Linked DNA regions of Homo sapiens: all the other regions are linked to region 3. A link is a contact called in ENCODE Hi-C or POLR2A ChIA-PET data. All regions are on one chromosome and are shown on one strand. The core of a region is the stretch at or near the end of the contact, and the rest is flanking DNA. Distances in the headings are between cores, read along the strand shown.

What was found. A loop is a pair of places that touch in the nucleus more often than their neighbours do. ChIA-PET counts read pairs that join two places held with the same protein, here RNA polymerase II (POLR2A). Pooled maps may share reads with other maps.
Region 1: a loop to region 3 is called in a map of ascending aorta, with 4 times the contacts of the local background. The contact joins the enhancer-like site here to the promoter of ID3 in region 3. A Hi-C loop is called at or near these places in 1 of 168 maps with a recorded cell type or tissue (ascending aorta) and 8 of 50 pooled maps. POLR2A ChIA-PET finds 5 or more read pairs at or near these places in 1 of 52 experiments (OCI-LY7).
Region 2: a pooled map shows a loop between it and region 3 (6-fold over the local background). The contact joins the promoter of LUZP1 here to the promoter of ID3 in region 3. A Hi-C loop is called at or near these places in 2 of 168 maps with a recorded cell type or tissue (B cell and sigmoid colon), 1 of 37 single-sample maps with no recorded cell type and 8 of 50 pooled maps. POLR2A ChIA-PET finds 5 or more read pairs at or near these places in 2 of 52 experiments (HepG2 and WTC11).

Annotation. Positions count from the first base shown.
Region 1 is chr1:24,016,930-24,021,382 of GRCh38, forward strand. All of the region lies in intron 1 of LOC105376863 (a long non-coding RNA gene), which reads left to right. Among named protein-coding and RNA genes, the nearest start is that of SRSF10, 39 kb to the left of the region's middle. Within about 2 kb of position 2,027, at least 31 of the 41 ENCODE cell types and tissues checked have a DNase peak (open chromatin) inside an H3K27ac peak, as active enhancers do; they include ascending aorta, where a contact is called at or near this core.
Region 2 is chr1:23,166,892-23,171,219 of GRCh38, forward strand. It overlaps LUZP1 (leucine zipper protein 1), which reads right to left and starts at 1,965. Exons shown (of 4, transcript NM_001395462.2): 1 at 1,875-1,965. RefSeq lists enhancers at 671-1,202, 1,203-1,734, 2,810-2,859 and silencers at 974-1,113, 2,105-2,164.
Region 3 is chr1:23,558,251-23,562,543 of GRCh38, forward strand. ID3 (inhibitor of DNA binding 3) reads right to left here and starts at 1,251. Exons shown (of 3, transcript NM_002167.5): 1 at 877-1,251; 2 at 685-769; 3 at 1-165. The coding sequence starts at 1,176. The coding sequence ends at 710. All of the region lies in intron 2 of LOC124903876 (a long non-coding RNA gene), which reads left to right. RefSeq lists an enhancer at 121-250 and silencers at 1,191-1,450, 1,318-1,564.

The DNA.
Region 1 (4,453 bases), core at 777-3,276, 460 kb after region 3:
TTGGAGATGTGCTTTCCTATTAATGAGTTAGTTTATTTACACAGACTCCTAACAAATATTTAGAGCAAAATTCTCTGTGGACTGAATCTCTGATTCTGCTGTCTTTAATGTCTAGTGGTTTTATTTGTTTGTTTTTTTGAGACAGGGTCTTGCTCTGTCGCCCAGGCTGGAGTGCAATGGTGCCATCGTGGCTCACCGCAACCTCTGCCTCCTGGGTTCAAGTGATTCTCCTGCCTCAGCCTTCCGGGGAGCTGGGATTTCAGGTGCCCACCACCATGCCTGGCTAATTTTTGTATTTTTAGTAGAAATGGGGTTTCATCATGTTGGCCAGGCTGGTCTCGAACTCCTGACCTCAAGTGATCCGCCTGCCTCAGCCTCCCAAAGTGCTGGGATTACAGGTGTGAGCCACCGCACCTAGCTTAATGTCTAGTGGTTTTGCAGGACGAGGACACAGATAAATTCTTGGGCTCAGGGGTCAGGTATACCCCTTCCCAGGCAGAAAGTAAGATACCATGAAAATTGTTCTTAAATGTGATCTAAGTACTACAGGAAGGTGATGAGGGGACCTCACCAAATGCAGGATGTAACCAGAAGTGACACTGGTACCCCTGCTAAGGACTGGGCACTAATGCCATAGCATCTCCTTCAACCCTCACATTAACCCTATGGTGGTAGAATGACTCCTATTTTGCTAATGACAAAACTACATGCATTTACTCAACAATCTTCCTTGTGCACCTACTACATGCCAGGTATTTTCTAGGTGCTGGAGGTAGAGCATGGGCAAAAGGGACAAAAATCCCTGTCCCTGTGGAAGTGACATTAACAAGGTAATAAATAAGTTAAGGAAGTAAAATATAGAGCATGTCAGGTGGTGCTAAGAGCATGGAGAAAAATAAAGAAGAGTAGGAGCGTGGGGGATGCGTGAGGCTGCAATTTGATTTCTTTCTGGTTTTTTTTTTTTTTTTTTTTTTTTTTTTTGAGACAGAGTCTTGCTCTGTCACCCAGGCTGGAGTGCAGTGGCATGATCTCGGCTCACTGCAACCTTAGCCTCCCAGGTTCAAGCAATTCTCCTGCTCAGCTTCCCAAGTAGCTAGGATTACAGGCATGCACCACCATGCTCGGCTAACTTTTGTACTTTTAGTAGAGACGGGGTTTCACCATGTTGGTCAGGCTGGTCTTGAACTCCTGACCTCAAGCAATCCACCCGCCTTGGCCTCCTAAAGTGCTGGGATTACAGGCGTGAGCCACTGTGCCCAGCCTGCAATTTGATTTAAAGTGACTAGGGCGGCTGGGCAAGGTGGCTCATGCCTGTAATCCCAGCACTTTGGGAGGCCAAGGCAGGTGGATCATCTGAGGTCAGGAGTTCAAAATCAGCCTGGCCAACATGGTGAAACTCCACCTCTACTAAAAATACAAAATTAGCTGGGCATGGTGGCACATGCCTGTAATCCTAGCTACTTGGGAGGCTGAGGCAGGAGAATCGCTTGAACCTTGGAGGTGGAGGTTGCAGTGAGCCGAGATCGTGCCATTGCACTCCAGCCTGGGCGACAGAGCGAGACTCCATCTCAAGAAAAATAAATAAATAAATAAATAGAATAAATACATAAATAATTAAAGTAACCAGGAAATGTCTCATGGAGATGACCTTGGAACAAAGACATGGAGAAGGCAAGGGAGGTGGCCACGAGGATAACTTGTTCAGAAACTGACCTGGGGTTCCCAGGAATTGACAGGGCGGGTACTGGAATCTCTGTCTGGCTCTAAGGCCAGTGCTCTCCTTTCAACAAGGCTCTTTTTCAAGAAGCAGTGTCGCTGTCGTCCAAGCAGGCTGTGTGCGTGTGATGCTGTGTGCGCGCACATATGTGCTATTTAGGAATGTGTTATATTTCCATGGGTAGACCCTGTGGGGACCCAAGCTTCCCTACTGACATCTTCCAGAGGCTGAGGCCTCACATTGTTGGTTTTCATGGAAACTTGGCAACTTTCTAGTTATCCCGCCCTGAGCCCTGCACCACATTCCAATGGTTTTATTTGTGTGCCTTGGAGCTGTGCCAGGGCTGGGCCTGGGACAGGTTGCCATGGCGACCTCCCCACTCTTTCCAGATAAGAATTTCTCAAGGATGTTGACGTTGGGCCTGAAATAGTTCTACCCTGCTCTCAGCCCGTAGGAGGATGAACTTTGGCATGGAGAACTGAGTTAGGAAACCTACTCATTCCCTCAGTCTTTCAATTTGTGTACACTGAATCCTGGGTAAGAAAGACTTCTCGGGAGGGTACTCCAGGGCCCCCCAGCTTTAGGATTGAGGATGGCTTTGCTTAGGTACTAGAAGAGCTTCTTTCAGTTTTTCCATTCCAGTTGTTATATTCAGTGCTTGCCTTTGAGAGCCCTGCTAACATAAGATATTTTTTTTTCTTTTTTTTTCGAGATGGAGTCTCGCTCTTGTCATCCAGGCCGGAGTTCAGTGGTGCGATCTCAGCTCACTGCAACCTCTGCCTCCGAGGTTCAAGTGATTCTCCTTCCTCAGCCTCCCGAGTAGTTGGGATTACAGGTGCCCGCCACCATGCCCAGCTCATTTTTGTATTTTTTTAGTAGAGATGGGGTTTCACCATGAGAGCCAGGCTGGTCTCGAACTCCTGACCTCAAGTGATCTGCCCGCCTCAGCACCCCAAAGTGCTGGGATTATAGGTGTGAGCCACTGTGTCCAGCTTTTTTTTTTTTTTTTGAGATGAAGTCTTGTTGTGTGGCCCAGGCTGGAGTGCAGTGGTACAATCTTGGCTCGCTGCAACCTCTGCCTCCTGGGTTCAAGCAGTTCTTGTGTCTCAGCCTCCCTTGTGGCTGGGATGATAGGCATGTGCCACCACGCCCAGCTAATTTTTGTATTTTTAATAGAGACGGGGTTTCACCATGTTGCCGAGGCTGGTCTTGAACTCCTGGACTCAAACAATCCTCCTGCCTTGGCTTCCCAAAGTGTTGGGATTACAGGTGTGAGCCACTGCACCTGTCCTGAAAGAACAACTGTCACTGGGAATTTGCTTTCAGAAAGAAAAAATGTCAGTGTTCATGCCTTTAACTCAAAATAATTCTTAAGCCAAAATAGCATATTTTGGGGTGGCGTATTCTTCCGCCCTTCACTTTTTTTCCCAGTAAATATTATTTTGAGTGAATAAAGTGACTCATCCAAAAATTCTTTTTTTTTTTTGATGACTTGTCCAAATTCACTGCATCAGTTATCTATTTCTGTATAACAAAACACTCTTGGATTTAGTGGCTTATGACAACACTGTCTTATTTGTTTATGATTCTGTGGGTCAGCTATTTGAGGTGGGATGGATGGTTCTTCTCCTGGTCTTGGCCGAGACCACTTGCAACTGCAGTCGGCTGGGGGTTTGGCTGGGAGCTGGTTGATCTGGGGCCTCAGCCAGGGTATGTTTTTGCTCCTTGTGGTCTTACGTCCAACAGGCTAGTGTCCTGGGCTTCTTTCTGAGAAAGTGAGGCTGAGGGCCTCTTCAGGGGCAGATCCTGAAGCAGTTCTAGGGGTCTTCTCTAAAGAAAATAAAAGCCATTAATATGAAATTAGGTCCAGAGCCTTGGAAGAGGCCGGTGCAAGTAAAGGGCCCAAAGCTTGAGCTGCAGGAGCCTCCCAGAACATCCGCCTTTGGTCTTCTCTGCTCTTGGATCCTCAGTGAGACTTGATGGGGTCTGACATCATTCTTACCCTTGAGAATGGGCCAGGGAACTAGCATGACATGGAACAGGGCCTCTTCTCAGTGACACACCTAAGAACCCTCTCCCTCCTCCCCAACTTGCCCCTCTCCTCTCAATCTTGAAGCTGCTATTGCTGTACTTCATCACGCTGAATTTATTGAGACACAAACTTTTATCAGGCTTTAGATTTTATTTTATTTTATTTTTTTTGAGATGGATCCTCACTCTGTCACCCAGGCTGGAGTCCATCTTGGCTTACTGCAACCTCCACCTCCCGGGTTCAAGCAATTCTCCCACCTCAGCCTCCCGAGTAGCTGGAATTTCAGGCGAGTGACACCACATCTGGTTAATTTTTGTATTTTTAGTAGAGATGGGGTTTCACAATGTTGGCCAGGATGGTCTGGAATTCCTGACCTCAGGTGATCCGCTCGCCTCGGCCTCCCAAAGTGCTGGGATTACAGGCATGAGCCACTGGACCCCGCCAGATTTTATTTTATTTTATGAGTCAGGATCTCAATGTGTCGCCGTTGGAGTGCAGTGGCGCGATCATGGCTCATGCAGCCTCAAACTCTCCATCTCAAGTGATCCTCCAACTTCAGCCTCCTAAATAGCTAGGACTGTAGGTACTCCACAAATGCCTGGTGAATTTTTGTTTACTTTTTGTAGAAACAGAGTCTCACTATATTGCCCGGGCTGGTCTCAAAACTCCTGGATTTAAGTGATCCTCTCCTTGGCTTCCCAAAG
Region 2 (4,328 bases), core at 715-3,214, 390 kb before region 3:
CTGCCTTCTTCATACTCCAACCCATTCCCTTCCCAGCTCACTATTTCCAGCTTTTCAAACTTTAGTTACTATGTTTAGAAAAGTGATTTAATTTTAGAAACCTGGAAAATTCTTCTAGGAGTAAATTCTTCTAGGAGTAAATTGAGCAAAACCTTAATCTGCCCCCAGGGGAATTCTGAGCAAAACAATTATTTCTGACAAAAGAAGAATTTTCTATGGGGGTAATTCAATTTAACCACATGAATACTACCAAAGTTGCAAACAAGGTGACAGAAGGCAATCTGGAACACACCTTCCAGATTCCCCAAAAAGAAATGTCCTCCTAAAATCCAAACCCCTCCCTCCCTAATTTGAGGTAGTCAAATCTTATTAGGTGATCTGAATTCTCCCGGCTCTGACACCAGTCCAGCTCCTTAGGCCAGAACTGCAGCCGTCTGTAAAAGAAATACCCTGAGCAAACCCCACCCCTCAAAACATCCCCAAAAGGCAGGGAGGTCCAGAGAGTATTTTCTCCTCCAACGACAGATAAGGCACCAAGGGCTCAGCAGCGCAATCCTTCTCCCAAGGTCATTCAAGTCAGTGAAGGTGCGACGGTGGAGCTGCAGGCAGTCTGGCCTTCTGGAAATCACACTACAGGGGTTTTGGGGGTGCCTACTCTCTTCCCCTCTCCCACCCGCAAGGGTGAGCACTGGCCTCGGCATTCCCGAAACAAGCCACAACAAGCTCTGCAGTGTTAGGAAAGGGGTTGACGCGATGAAGAAACAGATGCTCCAAAGCAAGATGGTCTTTCTCGGCTCACAGAGGCTCCTCCAAGGTTATGCACAGAAACCGCAGCCACCTCCAAGAGCTCTAAACCGGGCTCCGAAGCCCCAGCGCGGCCGCTGCGGGTCGCCAGGTTCCCTGCAGGCAGGCTCCGCAGCCAGAGGCCACCAGCCCCAGAAACCGCACTTCATTCCTGCGCTCCGGGAAGCCATGGCTCCTTCCCTGCCCGGGCGGCTGGGCGGGGGCCGGGGGTGCGCCGGGAGGCGGGCCCCGCGCTGCGGAAAGTTCACCGCGGCGGGCGGGGGGAGGCCCCGGCCCCGCTCGCCGGCGTCCCCCTGCAGATTCCACCATTAATTAGTCCTAAGGACTGTCTACTGGCAACTTAAACAAAGCGAATGCCTCGAATTCCTTCCCGGCCCAGCGGTCTGGCTGCGAGACCAGCAGAGCGCCCGGGACGCGGGCCGGCGCGGCCGACAGCTGCGGCGGCCGCGGGACCCCTCCCCGCCCGGCCCGCGGCCCGCGCCCCGCGCCCGCAGCTGGCCCCGCACGCCGGCCCGACGCGCTCCCAAACCGCCCTCCTCCTCCTGCTGCTGCAGCTCCCGGGCCCTTCCTGTCTGATCACTTCCTTCCTCCGGTGCCCGCCGGGCCCCGCGCAGCCCCCTCCACGGCCGCCTCGTCGCCCCCCGCCCCTGTCGGCCCGCGCCCCCTCCCCCAACCCCAAACTCTACCCCCGAAACTCTTCGCCGCCCCCTCGAAAATGTCTCCTCCGCGTCTCTGCCCCAAACATTTCTCCTCAGAGTCTCGCTCCCACCAAGAAGTCTCCTCAGAACCTTCCCTCCCCCTCCCGAGGAAAAATCTCCTCAGAGTCTCTTCCTCCAACTCCACAAACATGTGCTGGGTCTCGCCCCAAAAGGTCTCCTCCTGAGCCCTTCCTCCAAAATCCATTCCAACTCTCCCCCAACTCCACACCCCATCTCTCCTCGGCTGCGCCCGCGGTTTCTTCTGCCCCGTGGCCGCGGGTGCCCCGACCTCACCCGGGACCGGCCTCCCAACCCCGCCGCCCTCCCCTCCCCGCGCCGCGCTCCCGCCGCCGCCGCCTCACGGACCCTCACCTCTGCGGCCCCGAACCGCGCTCCCGCCAGCGAAGGGTTCCGCCGCTCAGCTGCCAGCGACCGGCGCCTCCTCTGGCTCCGCGGGACTGACAATGAGGGGCGGGGCCAAATTGTGACGTCAGCGTTCTGGAAGGCGGGGTCTTTGTGATGGGCGGGGTTGTCTGTAGGCCCCGCCCCCTCCGTCCTTTTTTTCCCTTCCCAGGACTTAGACTCCACCAAGTTTTTATTGCCTCCGTAGCTGGGTCCTGTGCTAGGCGCCCTGGGAAATCGAAATGGAAGACAAGACTTCTCGATTTCAGGAGGGACACTTTCGGCCCGCGTGGTGGCTCAAGTCTGTAATCCCAGAACTTTGGGAGGCTGAGGCGGACGGATCGCTTAAACTCAGAAGTTCGAGACCAGCCTGGGCAACATGGCGAAACCCCATCTCTATAAAAAATACAAAAATTAGCCGGGAGTGGTGGCGCCCGCCGGTAAGCTAAAGTAGGAGGATCGCTTGAGCCGAGGGAGGTCGAGGCTGCAGTGAGCCGTGATCGTGCCACTGCACTCCGGCGTGGGTGACAGAGTGAGACCCTGTCTCAAAAGAAAAAGAAAAAAGCGGGACACTCTCAGTAGGGTTGTGAGGATTAAATGAGATAATCAATGGAAAGGTGCTTAGCCTAGAACCTGATATGGAATAATCACTCAACAAATCCTATTTCTATTACTCTGCAAATGCAGAGAAGGAACTCAGCTCAGACTCGGGAGGCATGGGTTCCCGTCCCCCACTGTGCTATTAATTCTTTGTGTGATGCTAGACAAGTACTTTCCCATCTATGTTCCCGATTTTCATCTTCTTTAAAATGGGAAGGGGGAATAACCAGATGATCTCAAAATCCCCTCCCATACTTCTATGACATACTTCCTTTAAGTCTACTATCTAAAAGGCACCTAGTGCCCTGAGAAGCCAGGAGGAAGGCTTCAAAGACAGCCCAAGACCCACACCCAGCATAGTACAGGACACAGCCAGAGACTGCTCTCGCTGCGGATGCCCTCCCACACGCTGGCACGCAGCAGCATTCACAAGCCAGGACACAGATGGGCTGAGGGCTGCTTCCTCTCTGACTACAGCAGCATGGTTGGTCTCTTGAGACATCTCTTGTGTAAGCTCTTTATTGCCTATGGAATAAAGGCCAAAGCCCTGGCCTGGTATGATCACTTCCTACCTTTACACACACACACACACACACACACACACAAAGTTTATCCAAACTTCTCTTAGCACACCCACTGCTTTCCCACATTTGACCCTTTGCTGAAGCTCTTCCCCTGCTGTCTCACCTCCCAGCTTCTCCCAGCCAGAAAGCAATCCTCCCTGTTCTGAATAACCAATAACATTGTGTTTAACCCTCACGTGGGCATGAACACTACAACTTATAAAGAACTGACCTCCCATTTGTTTCTTAGCACTTCCTGGAGGTCAGAACCCACACATGTTTGTGGAGCTCAAGCTCTGATGCCAGAAAACCCTGGGATCATATGTTCTGGGGTCATAATAGCCATCTCTGAGCCTGTCTTCTCATCTATAAAATGGGGATAATAATATAGTCTTGTGGTGTTTGTTTTAAAATTACCTAAGATACTGTATGGAAAACATCAGGCACAGTGTTCCACAAACAATATGAACAATATGATTGTCATTCTTATTTTCTTTTTCTTTCTTTTTTTTTTTTTTTTTTTTTGAGACGAATTTTCTCTCTTGTCGCCCAGGCTGGAGTGCAGTGGCACGATCTCAGTTCACTGCAACCTCTGCCTTCCAGGTTCAAGAGATTCTCCTGCCTCAGCCTCCCAAGTAGCTGGGATTACCGGCACTTGCCACCACACCTGGCTAATTTTTGTATTTTTAGTAGAGACGGTGTTTCACCATGTTGGCCACGCTGGTCTCGAACTCCTGACCTCAGGTGATCCACTCACCTTGGCCTCCGTAAGTGCTAGGATTACAGACGTGAGCCACCACATCAGGCCCCTGTCATTCTTATTTTCAGTAGTATTATATTGACCAGGCGCGGTTGCTCATGCCTGCAATCCCACCACTTTGGGAGGATCACTTGAGTCCAGGGGGATGGATCACTTGAGTCCAGGAGTTTGAGACCAGCCTGGGCAACATGGCAAAACCCCGTCTTTACAAAAAATACTAAAAATTAGCCAGGCCTGGTGGTGCCCGTGCAGTCTCAGCTACTCAGGAGGCTGTGGTGGGAGGATCCCTTGAACCTGGGAGGTGGAGGCTGCAATAAGCCATGATAATGCCACCGCACTACAGCCTGGTGACAGATCGAGACCCTGTCTCAAAAAAAAAAAATATATATATATATATATAATTACTGTATGATTTATATATGTATTTTTATATATAACTACTATAATCAGTATTATTTCTAGTTATTAACACCACACAGCACCTCATAACAATCCACCTAA
Region 3 (4,293 bases), core at 1-2,500:
CCACAAGTTCACAGTCCTTCGCTCCTGAGCACCAGGTTTAGTCTCCAGGAAGGGATTTGGTGAAGTCAAGTGGGCAGGGCGAAGTTGGGGCCCATCCCTGCCGTCCGGCTTCCGGCAGGAGAGGTTCCCGGGGTCCCAGGCAGAACGGGCGCCAGCACCTGCGTTCTGGGCGGGGGAGGAAAGAAGACCAAGGAGCAGTCAGTTTCCGCCGAGCGTGCCGAGGCGGGGGCCGTCCGCAGACTGGCCGGCGCCAGGGAGGAAACTTGGTCTGTACCTCCAGCTGATAACTCCGCGCCCCACGCTGCCCCCACCCAGTTGGCGCCAAAGACCACAGGCGGAGCTTGCGCTACCCCTCCTACTTGGAATTGACACTAGCTGGGAGGGGGCTGCCGAAGACAGCTCCCTATACAACATGGAACAGAAAGACTTGTATTTAGTCGGACCCATGTCTACTTTGCCAGACCCTCGGCCACTGCGGGAGGGCAGGGCCCAGGCGCATTTAAGGCTTAAATGCACATCACATGGAAACTGACTCTGCCATTCATTTGATGCAACCATGGGCAAGTCACTTGTCCCTCTCTGGCCTCAGTTTCCCTAAACCGAGTGAGTGGCAATTTTTCAAAACGTCTGCCAACTCCAGGACTTGCCGTTTAAACCTCCCTCTCCAAGAGAGGAGATACTCACCTGGAGGTGTCAGGACACGGCCGAGTCAGTGGCAAAAGCTCCTTTTGTCGTTGGAGATGACAAGTTCCGGAGTGAGCTCGGCTGTCTGATTAGAGGAAAAGAGGGAAGAGTTACGCGAGGCAATCGGGAGCTCCGAGGGTCCCGCAGCATCCTTGCCTGGGTGTTCAGCCCTGTCCCGACTTCGAGGCTTACCTGGATGGGAAGGTGGGGGCCATCAGGGGGTCCAGGGGCTGGCTCGGCCAGGACTACCTGCAGGTCGAGAATGTAGTCGATGACGCGCTGTAGGATTTCCACCTGGCTAAGCTGAGTGCCTCTCGGGACTCCGGGTACCAGTTCCCGCAGGCGGGAGTAGCAGTGGTTCATGTCGTCCAGCAAGCTCAGCGGCTCCTCAGCTGCCGGGCCCTTCCCTCGGCCCCGGGCGATGGCCAGACTGCGTTCCGACAGGCAGCACACCGCCTCGTAGCAGCCGCGCACCGGGCTCAGCGCCTTCATGCTGGGGAGTGAGTCCAGAGGTGCCCCAAAGAGAAAGAAAACCAAAAGAAGTCCCGCTACAGTGACCTGCAACGCGCGCACGCTCGCCGCGGCGGTCACTTATAGAGCCTGCCTGGAAGGCACGCCTCTTTATTCAAAATGGCCCGCCTCGGCCCTGCCCCCGCCGGCCCTGGGCGTTCACAGCCCGCTTAAATTGCAAACAGGCTTCCTCCGGCTGGTCTGACGCCGAAGACCGCGGAGCCGCGGATTCAAAGAATGAGGAAGCGCTGATACCGGGGAGAGGCGGGCCTCTCCGCCAGCAAGGATTTAAAAATCACTCAAAACCATTAACTTCCAGAATTTGCTTTTTCCTGGCAGCACCCCAGATCTTTGAGCTTCCCTGCCCCCTGCCAGTCCGCCTTTAGCCCAACACTGGTTCGAGCCACAGCTCCTCCGAGGTCATAAATCCCTGAACAGCAAAGAAGCTCCCCCCACCCCCCGTTTTTTTTAAGCGAAAGATTTTTCAAGGGAAACTTGTAAGGAATTAGTGCCGCCTTGTTCCCCAATTTGCTGTTCGTCTGACCTCCAGACTCACTGGCGTCAGGAATTATCTTGTGACCAGAGGGAAAAAAAATTAATTGCGGTGAAGCTGAGGTTACAATGAAGAAAACAGATTTGCGCTAGGCGCTGAGATTGCAGAAGGAGGAGGGAAAGGGGGTTTGAGCAAAGAACACTATTTATTTGAGCAACAGGGGAAAAGAAGAAAGCTTGAGCCCATGCTTTTTGCATGGGGAAAAAAGGAGCCTGGACCCTCTGCCCCATAAACTCCATAACGAACTAAATATATGCACAGTTGTGCTTTGTGAGTTCAATTAGAATTTTGGACAAGGTTTTAAATATGGAGGCACAGATGGGACAATTTCTACATAAACCTTTTTAAGAGCCCCCCCCCACCCAATTGGGTCAGCAAATTTCTTAACTTCCCCTCTCTTCACTTTCCACACACCTCTGTGTAGAAAACAGTGGTAATTTCATTGCTCTATTGTCTGTCCCTTTCTGCTATGGAAGGGCAGGCCACCTGGACTTGATTATTCTTAGCCCTGCTGAAGTAGCTCCAGCTCCATCTGAAAGACCAGGAAAGGAACCAGAGGGCCGGCAAACTAAGTCCTGTATTGCAACAGGACACTGTGCTCAGTATTCTTTGATTCTTTGCTTGCCTTCTTGTCACCTCCCTAGACATTTGGGGACCTGCACTTCCAAGATGCTGCTTTCCATTTTGGAAATGACCAAGTGGGATTCCCCCAATAGTTGCTTTCCTAATGAATCATTGGTGAATATTTATGGAGTCCCTCCGCATAAAACAGTGGCTCCTGCTTTCAAGAATCTCACAATTTGGGGAGACAAGATTAACACAGGAAACAAGAGTTCGATAATGTGTGGCACTGATTAACAGGACAAGGGGGGCTCAGAGCCAAAGAGAGTCGCAAAACGGTTGAAAAGGACACTGACTGGGAATTGAGAGCCCTGGGTTCATCATGCTAGCCCTGACAATAATTTGTCATGTAATCTTGAACAAGCCCAGGTACTCTGGCTTTAATTGCCTTGTGAGTAAAATAGACGATGGTACTAAGTGATTATTTAAAATCCTTTCCAATTGTAGAAGTCCAAGGTTGTGTGAAATTTGGATATGTAGGTGAAAGATGCTGAGGGGCCCAAGGAAGGCATTTAAGACATGCCCAATGTCACACTACAAGTAATAGCAGAGCCAGTCTTGAAGCCTCGTTCTTTTCCATCAAACCACAGGGCTCTGTGGCCCAAGAAAGATTTCTTCCTGGAATGTTTTTTTCAAGGACAGGCTCTTCAGTAAGAAAAGAGGAAGAAAACCTGTGAGTGGGCAAGTCAGTCTTTACATGCTACAGCCGTCAAGTGCCAGCTATTTGGTCAGGAAAGGCAAAATAATGGCTGTAGGAACTCCTGAATAACCGAAGAGAAGATCCTTCTTTTCCTATCTTGCAGACTTCTGTGGCAAAACGGTCAAGTCCAGAGGGTTCTAGAAAAATCACGGGCCAGGCAGATTTCTGTGCAAATGCCCATTCTTCTTCTTCTTCTTCTTTTTTTGTTTAAACTAATTGTGTAGACTTTGGCTGAGTTATCCTGGGTGCTTCTATTTTCCCATCTATAAAATGGAACTAATTGGGTCTACTCATTCATTCATTCGATAATTATTGAATGCCTCTTCTCTGCAAAGCACTTGATGTGTTCACTCCATCTGATCTTAGTCTTCTTACTGCCTGGGGGACCCAGCATGGGCCAGTTGTGTGGAAGGTGCTCAGTCTACCCAGATTCTCCTCCCTTCTTTTCCTTCCTCTACTACTGCAGCTGATGCCTCAGGCTTGTATAGTGATTTAGGTTTGCAAAGCACCTTCGCATTTATTATTTCCCAGGATGCTTCCAGGCTGAAATGCCCATGGGCTGTGTGACATAAGGCAGAAGGATGCTGTGGAATTAGCAAGCAAAATTCTGTTCTGTGCATGCCAATAATTTGCAGTGTGCCCTTGGACGAATTTCCTCCCTTCCTGGGCTTCATTTTCTCTTTAAAAAAAAAAAAAAAAAAAAGATAGTGGGTAGGTTGGGAGGAAGCAAGTGCCCTTTAATGGTCCTCTCTAGCCTAAGATTCTAATTCTGAAAGAAGCAGGTTATGGTTAGGAACACTGAATAGTGTTTAAACCCAAGAGACTTCTTTTTCCCCACAGCAGACTGGACAGGCTAGCTCAGGCCTTCTGCAACTTGTTTAGCAGTGGTGGGGCCTCAGCCTCTTATTCCAAATGCCTCTGAACTTTCTGTTCCCAGTTCTGCTCCTTTTACCAGCTTTTTCCCCCCTCTTGCATTTTTTATTTTTATGAAAGGATGTCATTAAGGCTTTTGTCTGCGCTGTTTTTGTTTCAGAACTTTTCTCACAATCCTATTTTTTGTTGAGGAATCCGCTCCTTTGCCCAGCTGTGGGTCCCGGTCCCACAGCTGTGTTGATCTAAGACTCAGCCCCAGACAGCCTGGCGCCAGGGTGGGACGTCATGCGTTCACACAGGGATGCGTGTCCCAGGCAACCTTTCCTCGGGCAGTCACCGGCCGGCGACTGCC